2 separate regions of the Homo sapiens genome follow, and region 1 is linked to region 2. The links are chromatin loops, found by intact Hi-C in ENCODE. Cell type or tissue: gastrocnemius medialis. All regions are shown on one strand. Each heading gives the region's core, and the rest is flanking DNA. Links, peaks and the distances in the headings are about the cores only.

What was found. A loop is a pair of places that touch in the nucleus more often than their neighbours do. Peaks named below come from ENCODE experiments on the same cell type or tissue, not always from the same donor. Only the 100,000 strongest peaks of a DNase experiment are listed, where the experiment ranks them.
Region 1: it touches region 2 in a loop (14-fold over the local background); 1 of 110 quality-filtered maps calls a loop at or near these places.

Annotation. Positions count from the first base shown.
Region 1 is chr13:109,915,040-109,920,420 of GRCh38, reverse strand. It overlaps the pseudogene RN7SKP10. Among named protein-coding and RNA genes, the nearest start is that of IRS2, 130 kb to the right of the region's middle. In gastrocnemius medialis, for the core only: no CTCF peak of the experiment used is centred there; a DNase peak (open chromatin) is centred at 2,010; H3K27ac peaks cover 1,761 bases.
Region 2 is chr13:110,003,729-110,009,109 of GRCh38, reverse strand. It overlaps a transcript of LINC03082 not described here. Among named protein-coding and RNA genes, the nearest start is that of LINC00396, 47 kb to the left of the region's middle. In gastrocnemius medialis, for the core only: no CTCF peak of the experiment used is centred there; a DNase peak (open chromatin) is centred at 2,539; H3K27ac peaks cover 1,280 bases.

The DNA.
Region 1 (5,381 bases), core at 109-5,108, 89 kb after region 2:
TTTTGATAAACCCAACTTCACATTCATTAGTTAATTAACTGAACACATTCATTAAGTACATTGTATACCAATCCCTACATGAAAATTAAAGGGGAAGAGTTTCCGTCTTCTCCTTCCCTACATCAACCTGAAAGCAAGAAGCAAACTTAATTCATTTCATTCTTGGTTATCACATTCTGTCACACAAAAATTCTGGCAAAGGGTGAAAATAATGTGTCTGTGATCTCAGTTCATCGGAATGTGATGGACTGGGATAAAATTACTCAAAGCAACTATACTTAAAGAGCTGCATGGCACATCTACTCACTGAGTTTGAAGCATGGGCTATTGCTCTCAATGGAAAATAAGTGAGAGACCATTTTCTTTCTGCTGATGCAATGTTGGTATTGGAAAGGAGGTCATGACAATAAACTCAGAGAGGATCAGCTCCTGCAATGTGGTTCTGAGAGGCAGGATGTCACAGCCACACAGGAGTGGCAGCATTAGCTTGGGTCTCATCCCTTTCGTGGCAAAGGTCCTTCTCCCGTCCAAAGGGCAGTTTGTGTCACAGTCTTTTGGGAAACCTCACTGAGAGAGATGCTGGTTGGTTCAAGGGTTTAGACTTGGTGATTTGGCCTTTAATTCTTTCTTTTGCTATGGTTTTGTTTTCACTGTCCTTGTGAGCTCTATGTTTGTGTATATGAGGCAGCAACTGTCTCCATCAAAATCTCTCTCTTAATATAGATCATTTTCCTTTCCTCGGCACTATCTGGCCAAATAACAAGGCAGTGCCATGAACACTTGCGTTTCTCAATTTTTTTTTTTTTTTTTAGTTTATTTTGAGATGGAGTCTTGCTCTGTCACCCAGGCTGGAGTGCAGTGGTGCAATCTCAACTAAATGCAACCTCCGTCTCCTGGGTTCAAACGATTTTACTGCCTCAGCCTCCTGAGTAGCTGAGATTACCACGTGCCTGGCTAATTTTTGTATTTTTAGTAGAGACAGGGTTTCACCATATTGACCAGGCTGGTTTTGAACTCCTACCTCAGGTGATCCACCCACCTTGGCCTCCCAGAGTGCTGGGATTACAGTTGTGAACCACCATGTCTGGACTGCGTTTCTCTTTTTGACTTGTGTGTCAGGTTCTTCATGCTGTAGCTAGATTACTGAATGTGTAGGCAAATAATTTCTTATGAAATCGACTTACGTTTTAAGTACAAATGAGTAGCTCACATTTTAAGAGAGACCGTGGTGGAGCCTTTGAAATTCATGTTTGCCTTTTTCTAGTTTTATGTATTTTTGAAACAGGAAGTTTAATACACTTGGTTCTCTGACATTGGGGTATAACCTACAGCACTTCCGTCTTACGTTTATGCAAGTACAGCATGAATTACAAGTCCAAGCATAAGATATTTGAGGGAACAGTATAAGAAAATGACTAACAGAACTCCCAAATATCCCATCAGAGCAACACCAATGCCCTAACTTAGAAATTCCCTAATTTAGCAATAAAAACACTGCCTGACTGAGGTTTTGTTTTCACTATGAACTAGGTGATAAGCCAAGCCCAAGGCCTCTGACACTGCAGATAAACTTGTGCTTTGACTTTCTCTGTGCAGTAGGCGTGGAGTAAGTAAGAACCTCTTCCCACTTCTATCAGGGGTACTGCAGGCATTGCTCTGAGAATTTGGACCCGACCACATTAATATTCCCAATCCACATCAGGAATGTAAATTCCATTCCTTCCGGGGTATTTTAAAGATCACACTTCTAAGTCATAAAGCCGTCTGCACCAGTGTCTTGTGAATAATTGGGTTGGTTTAGAATCTGTTTATGAACAACTGCAGCCAGGATGTGAGCATCACAGCAATCACCCATGGTGTCCACAGGCAGCGGGGGAGACAGAGCCCCTCCCAAGAGCATGATGTGTCACTCTGAGCCTGAGTGAAGAGGGTGGCTCTGAGGAAAATGCAGACTCAGATGATGGGCCGCCACCAGGGAACAGGGAGGCGTGGCGGCCAGTTGCCACACTGGAGTCAGCTGTAGGCATGATGAAAAGACACGGCGCTGGGGATTATGTGTGAGCTAACTAACTCCCAGTGAGATAGAGGGTAGCTCAGCTTCTACTGGATGTTCCAGTAGGAGGCTTACTTCCTGGCAAGCCTGGTAGAGTTTCAGGGCACAGCCGAGCCAGGACCTGGCACATCCCAAGGGGCAGAGCTGGCCTTGAAGAAGTCAGGCACTCAGAGGAGGAGGCAGTTGGCCAGTTGGTCATGCCCAATTTCTTCTTCTTGTGCACTACTTTTTGGAGTGGAAACAATTCTTCTCTGTGGCCTTTTATTACGCTGGCCTTTGCCATTGTGAAAAAAATATTTTTTATAGACAGGCCACAAAGAGGCCTGACATTTCTACTAAACAGAATGTTGAAAGCCACAAAGATTACTAATAGCTATCAGTGGATAGATCATAGATTATAAAATAAGTTGCACAGTGTGATTTTAATTTATTTGTGCAGTATTTTTATAAGAAGTATTTCTCTTAAAATTGATCTAAGAAATAAAAATTAGAGAAACAAAACCAACAAAGATTACAAACCCTTAAAGGGAAATCAAATTTGCTAAAAATCTAGTCAAAATGAAAATTATCAAATAGGCCAGTCCTAGCATTGAAAAGAAATATATATGTATGTAATTTCTGAATTTTCCAGTATTTTTCTCCACCCTCCCATATGTGCTATGTAACTAAAATCCACTCGAATGCAATCTCCTTTCTGCACTTGTTTATACCCTCTAGATAAGACACAAGTTGACAAAAGAATGGGGAAATAAAATATTTTAATAGCATTCCAGTTGGTTAAATTATTGAGTTAGCTCCTCTCCTTCTGTAACATATTTTGGAATGACTTCAAATTTTATGAATGAAAAGTCCTTGTAGTTTTTCTCTTTAGGGCATGAGTTCTTTAAAAATAAGCACTGTGTCTTACTCATTTTGGTAACACTAGCAGTAGTGCATTTTACCTGGCACATAGAAGGAACTTAACCACTGTTGAATAGAGAATTATTGCACTGGTTTTTAGTTTCTCTGCATTGTTGAGTAGTATGTGGATAGCCTTCCAGTGTAAGAGCATTGCTCATCCTGATCAAGAGAACTGGGATACACCCATTGCAGAGGTTTGGGACCCTGCTGCAGTGAATCCCAAAACCAGATTTTGGGGACTGTTATTTATACTGTAAACTGCAGCTACTCTTTCTGAAGCTGGTAAATTTTACTACTACATTGCAGGGGCCAAACATCTGAACCTGGAATCAATATTTCTGGGTTTCCTTAAGCAGGAAAAGAATGGGATTCAGATAAGAAAGACCTCTGGATCTTTTGATAAACACATTATCAGTTATCACGATTTATCCTAGCTATTATTTACATTTATATGCTAATATTTATGTTATTTATAAATATGCTTATTAGCCAAGTGTCAGAAAATATCTAGCCAGAAAAGTCATATTTTTTATGGGTTTACGTAAGGAAATATAAAAGTTAAAGGCAAGTAGGCTGTGTGTGGTGGCTCATGCCTGGAATCCCAGCACTTTGGGAGGCTGAGGCGGGCAGATCACGAGGTCAGGAGATTGAGACCATCCTGGCTAACACGGTGAAAACCCATCTCTACTAAAAATACAAAAAATCAGCCAGGCTTGGTGGCAGGCGGGCACCTGTGGTCCCAGCTACCGGAAGGCTGAGGCAGGAGAATGGCGTGAACCCGGGAGGCGGAGCTTGTAGTGAGCCTAGATCGTGCCACTGCACTCCAGCCTGGGCGACAGAGTGAGACTCCTTCTCAAAAAAAAAAAAAAAAAAAAAATTTAAAGGCAAGTAGTGCGGGTGAGGAACTGGTAACCATTTTGCCTTGTGAGTGCCGCCAGCTGACCTTCCATGATGTCTGCATCTCTGTGCCTGAAGGTTTTCTTCTGTGATCAAAACAGCTGCTTTGACCCTAGGCTAGGTAATCACTTCCCTACTACCACCGTGAAGCAATGATGCTAAACCCCAGTGACACACCAGTTCCATTGTCCCTCAGGTGTAGTCACTCTGAAGCCTGGGACTTGCATTGTTTCCCAGAGTTTCCATGGGGAGCAAAGGCTCAGTTACCCATGGTGGTGAAGGACGTAAGAACATGCCTCTTTGGACTCCTTCCCCTCCAGTCCCCTTCCTGTGCCACTTCCCCACTTTCCTGCAGAATTGGGGCACCTGTCCAATAGCCCCTTGCATCTAGACTATTGTCTCAGCATCTGATTCCAGGGGAACCCAAACTAAACAAGTGATCAGGGAAAACCCCTGCTTCAGATCACTGAATGCCCACTGAAAAATGTGAGTGGAGGATGCCCCGTGAGGTATAAGAAGGAGGACCATAAACCCCAGGCCGAGAACTCGTGGACCAGCTGTGTGCGCAGAGACGGGCTTTTCCAAAAAGACAGACAAACCATCAAGTAAGAATGTGGTGCAGGGGCTCAGAAGAGCCCTAAACCTTCTATGCCTTCTGTCCTCTCTGGTAAATATTGCCATAACTGGCTTATCAAATCCAGACATCGTACCTAAGAGGTGTGAGTGTAACATACAAGAAGGAGCAGCATTTGGGGCATAATAGTGTCTTCTTTCCAGAATTTCTCAGTGAAGCATTCTTTCATTCCCCAAGACAGAGTTAACTGTTGCTTTCTCTGTTTCTCTAGAACCCTGCTCACTTGATATATCAGCTTCCTAGGGCTGCTGTAACAAAGCACCACAAACTAAGTGGCTTACACAACTGAAACCATTTTCTCATAGTCCTGGAGGCCAGAAGTTCAACATCAAGGTGTTGGCAGGGTTCGTTCCTACTGAGCACCATAAGGGAAGGATTAGTTCCAGGCCTCTCTTCTGTGCTGGTAGATTTCAAGTCTCTTCCTGAAGCTTCAATTCTCCCTGAGGCTTCAATTCTCTTCCTCTATGAATATCTCTGTGTTCAAATTTCCCCTTTTTCTAAGGACATTAGTCATATTGGATTAGGGCTCACCCTCACGACTTCATTTAAACTTGATTACCTCTGTAAAGACCCTCTCTTCAAATAAGATCAGATTCCGGGTACTGAGAGCTTGTTTGGAGGTTCTAGCGGGGGAACGCAGCTACTCGTAAACCCTTGACCAAAGACTGGTCTTCCTCTATCGCGGATGGTTTTCCTCTTTGACCGAGCGTGCAGCTTTGGGAGGGACGCACATGGAGGGGTGACGGAGGAAAGGGATACCCGCCTGGCCAGCCAGATCAGCCGATGCAACCCTAGCGATCAGTGGGGAGACAGATGTCACAGCGAGATCTCCCTCACATCCAGATTCTGGGTACTGAGAGTGAGGACTTTCACATATGAATGTGGAGGAACACAGTC
Region 2 (5,381 bases), core at 261-5,260:
ATTCCACGACCAATGAGCCCTGGAATATGAGTATGCTTTTAAAACAGACTGCTTAGAAGAACAAAATGTTAGAGCATAATGTAACCCTGGTAATTTCTTCATTGGAACTTTCCACCCACTACTTCTGAACGGAAAAAGTACTCTTGAGTCCTGAGTTACCCATTACACACTGACTGTTTCCTTAATAGTAGCTGGTGGATTAGCTTTTGAGTAGGATGTCCTGCGACTTCTCACTATGCCTTCATTATTCCCTTTTTATTCTGTGAAGTGGCATTCCTTGTTAGTTATGAAGTGGAAAATGCAGCTATTGTAACTCAGCATACTTGTTCATAAGAAATAAAACCAAAAGGAAATTAAACAATTTTTTTGGCATCTGTAAAGGCATTTTAAAGATTAGTTAGAATAATCCAATTTTCACTTCCTTTAAATGATACTACATTTAATTTAATGATTTCTGAATTCATTATAAATAGAATCATTTAAATTAATGTGAAAAAAATGGTGTTACCTGTTTTGAATTATTAGAATTCTTCTTTGAAATTTATATCATGTCATTAAAGAATGCCTAGGGACAAAGCTACCTTCGCCCTATTTGGTTCACTCTTTTGAAGAGGCCGTGGTCCTCTGCCGCTGAGCTCTCATAATGCCTGTTGAACAGAATGGGAAGGCCTTGAGAACCACACTGTGTGTGAACTCACTGAGTGTCAAAAGAGGAGATGATGGTGAACTCATAAAGAAGAAACTGGAGAATATACTGTGGACCTTCTTAGGACTCTGTTGTCATTGAGCTCCGGGATAATGATTCTGTCAGATTTATGTCTTATGAAGTTGAATAACTCACTCTGTGCATAATATGAGCCGTGAATCTCCTGCTCATTCCCATTTGATCATCAGATGAAACGACAGTGACAGAAAAGTGGCTGAAGCCATGTTTAAACTTTGCCTGTTCCATTTTTGGTAAGAGGTCAAAAGTCATAACAAAATCAAATATTTTGGATAATTTAAATATTTAGATTTCTGTCATTTATCTACTCTTTTTATTTGAGGACTATAGGCAAGACTACTTATTGCAATACGAATAAAGTGGAGAATCCCATGGAATGTAATCCTGGGAAGAGCAGATTGGCTGTCATGTACTTATTCCTATATCTGGGTATTTTTAAAGCAAACTTCACAGGATCACCTTCAAATCAAGCTCAGACCCTTACTGACTGCAAGTTTAAGCAAACGACTTTACTTCTCTGAACCTTGGTTAATTCATCTGTGCGTAGCCACAATGCCTACCTTGCAGAGTAATAAAAAACACGTGGAACGTTGTAGGTACTCCATAAATTCGACAATATTATACTATGCTGGTCAAAACAAGGTAAACAAACACCCATACAAATGTTTCCTCCAAAAATTTCATGGTCATTTATTTTCTACACTTACTTGCTAGTGTCTCAATTTGCTGATACACTCTACATTCTTCATCACTATTAAATTCAAGAGTAAATTTTAGGAAAAGCACAAGTAAAATGTGCAGTTGCTATGAAAGTTGTAACAGCCACTGACCTAGTGTCGGGCGAGATTCCCATTGCACTCTCTTCCCCTAGTACCTTGTGGAAACCTTCGGGAAGTATTCAATGGGCATTTCATCAGTCTCCAGTTTTTAAATAGTTCTCACTTTATGAGTGTGGCAATCAATTTTGGGTGAACCGTTTGTTTCGTAATTTGATCCTGTTACGCTAGATGCAGTTTGTATGTAACCGGAGCCTTTATGGCTTGATATAATTATTTGCCCATGTATGTTATCTTTTGAAAATTCAAGAGTTGGCCAGGTGCGGTGGCTCATGCCTGTAATCCCAGCACTTTGGGAGGCCGAGGCGGGCGTATCACCTGAGGTTGACAGTTTGAGACCAGCCCAGCCAACATAGAGAAACCCCGTCTCCTCTAAAAATACAAAATTCAAACTTAGCTGGGCATGGTGGCCCACGCCTGTAATCCCAGCTACTTAGGAGGCTGAGGCAGGAGAATTGCTTGAACCCCGGAGGCAGAGGTTGCAGTGAGCCAAGGTCTTGCCATTGCACTCCATCCTGGGCAAAAAGAGCGAAACTCCATCTCAAAAAAAAAAAAGAAAAGAAAAGAAAAGAAAAGAAAATTCAAGAGTCACAATATTTAGGTGTGGCTTAAAAACAGAATCATCCCTTGAATAAGAAGACATTCTAAGAAGAAGAAGGCCTATGACCTGAGGGTTGCAGGCTCTAAGGTCTCATGTGGAGTAGAGACAGCTGAGAGTTATTATTTTGGTTTGAGGTTCATCCAGTCTACATATCCTGTGGGCCCTGAAGACAAGTGAGACTTCACAGGCAGGGTCTTCAGTGGGCTGGGAAGAGCTGGTGCTGCGGTTCCAATGGGACACTGATCCTATCCTGGGAAGTTGGAGTTGAGCAATGGGAGGGAAGGAGGCAGAAACCAGAGATAGGAGGCCAAGGGCAAGGTGGCCCTGGTGTAGAAATGCTCTGGACAGGACGTGAGCTTGTGCTCGAGTGGCCTTTGTACGTGACACAATCAGAGATGTGAAGAAATAGATCTGCTCAAGTGAGGAACCGCATGTCACCCTCTTGGCTAGACCAGAACGTAATGCTTAATACACATTCTTTGTGGCAGAGAGGAGTCTCCTTTTGGTGCTCCCGGCACGGACCTTTTGAGTCATCACAGGTGCTGGAGCACGTCCAGGGTGATTACAATAGACAACATTATGGCTGGGCTTGGCAGTGCTACCCTCATTTAGGATCTGCTGTTTGTTCCATTATAGCATCCAATTTACCTTAGACATTTCAACTCCTTCTAAACGAAAGCTTGGTAGAAGTTTCCTTGTACCCAGAACTTCCTCATGTTTTAAAGAGGCTTGGTGCTGTGGAAACTGAGTGGGGAAAATTTGGAATGTGGTCCTGAGTGCTTGTGCTTAAGCACAGGAGTTCCTAGTAACATTTAATTGATGTGTATCTACAAATATTTACTGTGTATGCCAGCTGGCAATCTGTTTTGTACTTATCTGTGGATTTTAAGACATTTCCATGTGAGTGTGAGTGTAGAGTGTGTAAGATTTATTCGCGCCGGCAAGTGACCCAGTGGGCCCACATATTATGCAGAAATCCAAATCTCAAAGGATATCCTCATGTTCTCTTGAAAATACAGTGCCTTATTATATCAATAGATCAACTGCTAGGTGAAGCCAACCTGTTAATGTTGTGGCATAAATCTGAACAATTGGCTGATTTATTAGGGTGGTGCAGATAACTACCCAGTTAAGCCAAAACATCTGCTCTGAGGCATGACTAGATGGTTTGGACCGCAAGATCAGTTAAAATCACAAGACAGTCACTCACCAGCACTTGGGCCAGCCTTGGGTGCAGTGTCCCTGGTTTTCTCTGTAGACTGTTCCTCCCTGCAGGCATCACCCCAACATTGGGTGCAGCCCCACTTCCCAGTCCAGATATGCAGGGAGCAGGATTTAAGGAGGCACTCGTTCTCCCCTGCCTCCCCTGTATGTGCCCCACCCAGAGCATGGGTGCCTCCTTGAACTGTGCACCCTGGTCCCCTCACTTCCCTCACCTTAGTGCCAGTTCCATCCTGACTCTAAGGTCAACTGGACCTTAGGTGCCCTAAGAACTCAGTCTTATTCTCTGAGGCCCAGCAAAGTGGGGTTCACCATGTGTCTGGCCGTGACTTCATGCAACATCTGTGATAACCAGGATTATATTTTGCTCCTGTCATGATTCCAAGCACCCACTTTCCCTGGGACCATCCTATTTTCACACTTAATCCTCACAGTAGCCATGTGAAACGGCTCTTATCCTTGCTATTCAGATGAAGCTCAGAGAGGCTGTGGAAGTTGCTCCAAGTCTCATCGCTTGTGGTGATGGGGCTGGGGTTTAAATCGAGCATGAAGTCCAGCCTCCTCTTGTTTCCCAGTTCCCATAGCTGGCTCCCCATGACAGAGCTCTTTCCCAGTGCTCCAGGAAATGACCGTTACCCACTAGTATGACTAGGGTGCCATCACCCCCTTTGCACAGATACTCTGCATGGCCCCACTCTCTGACAACTGACCCTGTTTTTAGCCACACACTTGGATCTCCAAATATCACCAAGTCTTGATCTGGTGGTTGACAGGTGGGTCTCAGGAGTCCTGGCTTCACCATGTCATAGCATGTGATTTGGGGAAGTCACTTCACAGATGAGTGCCTTGCATCCCTCAGGTGTAAAGTGGAGATCCTTGGAAATATGTGCCTGGGAGGCTGCTGGCAAGACCAAATGAGGTGTGGTCAGTAAACCCCTTAGAACACTGCCTGACCTATAGGCCACATTCAAACAATGTCATCAATTATTATGATGCTTCCTAATGTCTGGGATTGGCCTTCCTCTTAAGAAACCCCATGTAGACTTCTGTGGTAGCAGCTGCTGGAAGTTTCTGTCTTCAGGGCCACCCCCAGGGCCATGTTTCTCTGAGCACCTAGAGATGGACTTGCTTCTCGGGCCTCTCCTAATCTCTGTGCCACTGCAGCTAGTTCAGCCCTGCATTAGAGAGTGAAGTGAATAGGTGACCTTCACAGGAAGTCAGTGAATGCACCAAAATGTTCAGTCGAAGAGAATGCTGTGAGGGACGAAGGGCTGGAATAAACTGGTGCACAGAAGAAACGAAGCACAAAAGATGTGAGCAAGAGCTGTGCTGACCACAATCCCCTCCCAGAAGGTACCTTCAGCATTTTGTTCACCCACAAGGCTGAAAAACATGGCTGTCATTGGTGAAAGACACTCTATTGGCCTAGGATGTTGTGAAAAGACATAGGTTTTTTTTGGTAGGGATGGTTGGGTGTATTAGGATTGTTCAGAGCTGCAGAACCAATAGTCTCTTTAGAGAGAGAGAGGAGAGAGATTTATTTTACGGAATTGGTTTGTACTACTGCGAGGGCTGGCAAGTCTGAAATTCACAGGATAGGCCAGCAAGCTGGATACTCAGGGGAGAGCCTATGGATATGACCGTTTAAGCCTTAAGGCCATCTGCTGGCAGGATTCCCTCTTCCTTGGGGAGATCGGCCTTTTACTGAAAGGCTTCAGCTATTTAGAGAAGGCCCACCCACATTTTTGAGGATCATCTACTTTGTCAGCGTCTCCTGATTTAAATGTTTACATCAACTAAAAAATAACTTCACACCAACATCCAGATGCGTTGGACCCGATATCTGGGTACTGTGGCCTGGCCACATTCACACACAACCTTAACTATCACATTGGGCCTTTGAAATTAACTGGCTGTCCAAGGCTGTCCGTCACCTGGGAGGTTCCCAAAGCAGATTATTTCCGGTCAAAGTCACTTTGTCAAGTCGTAAGTTGCCAGG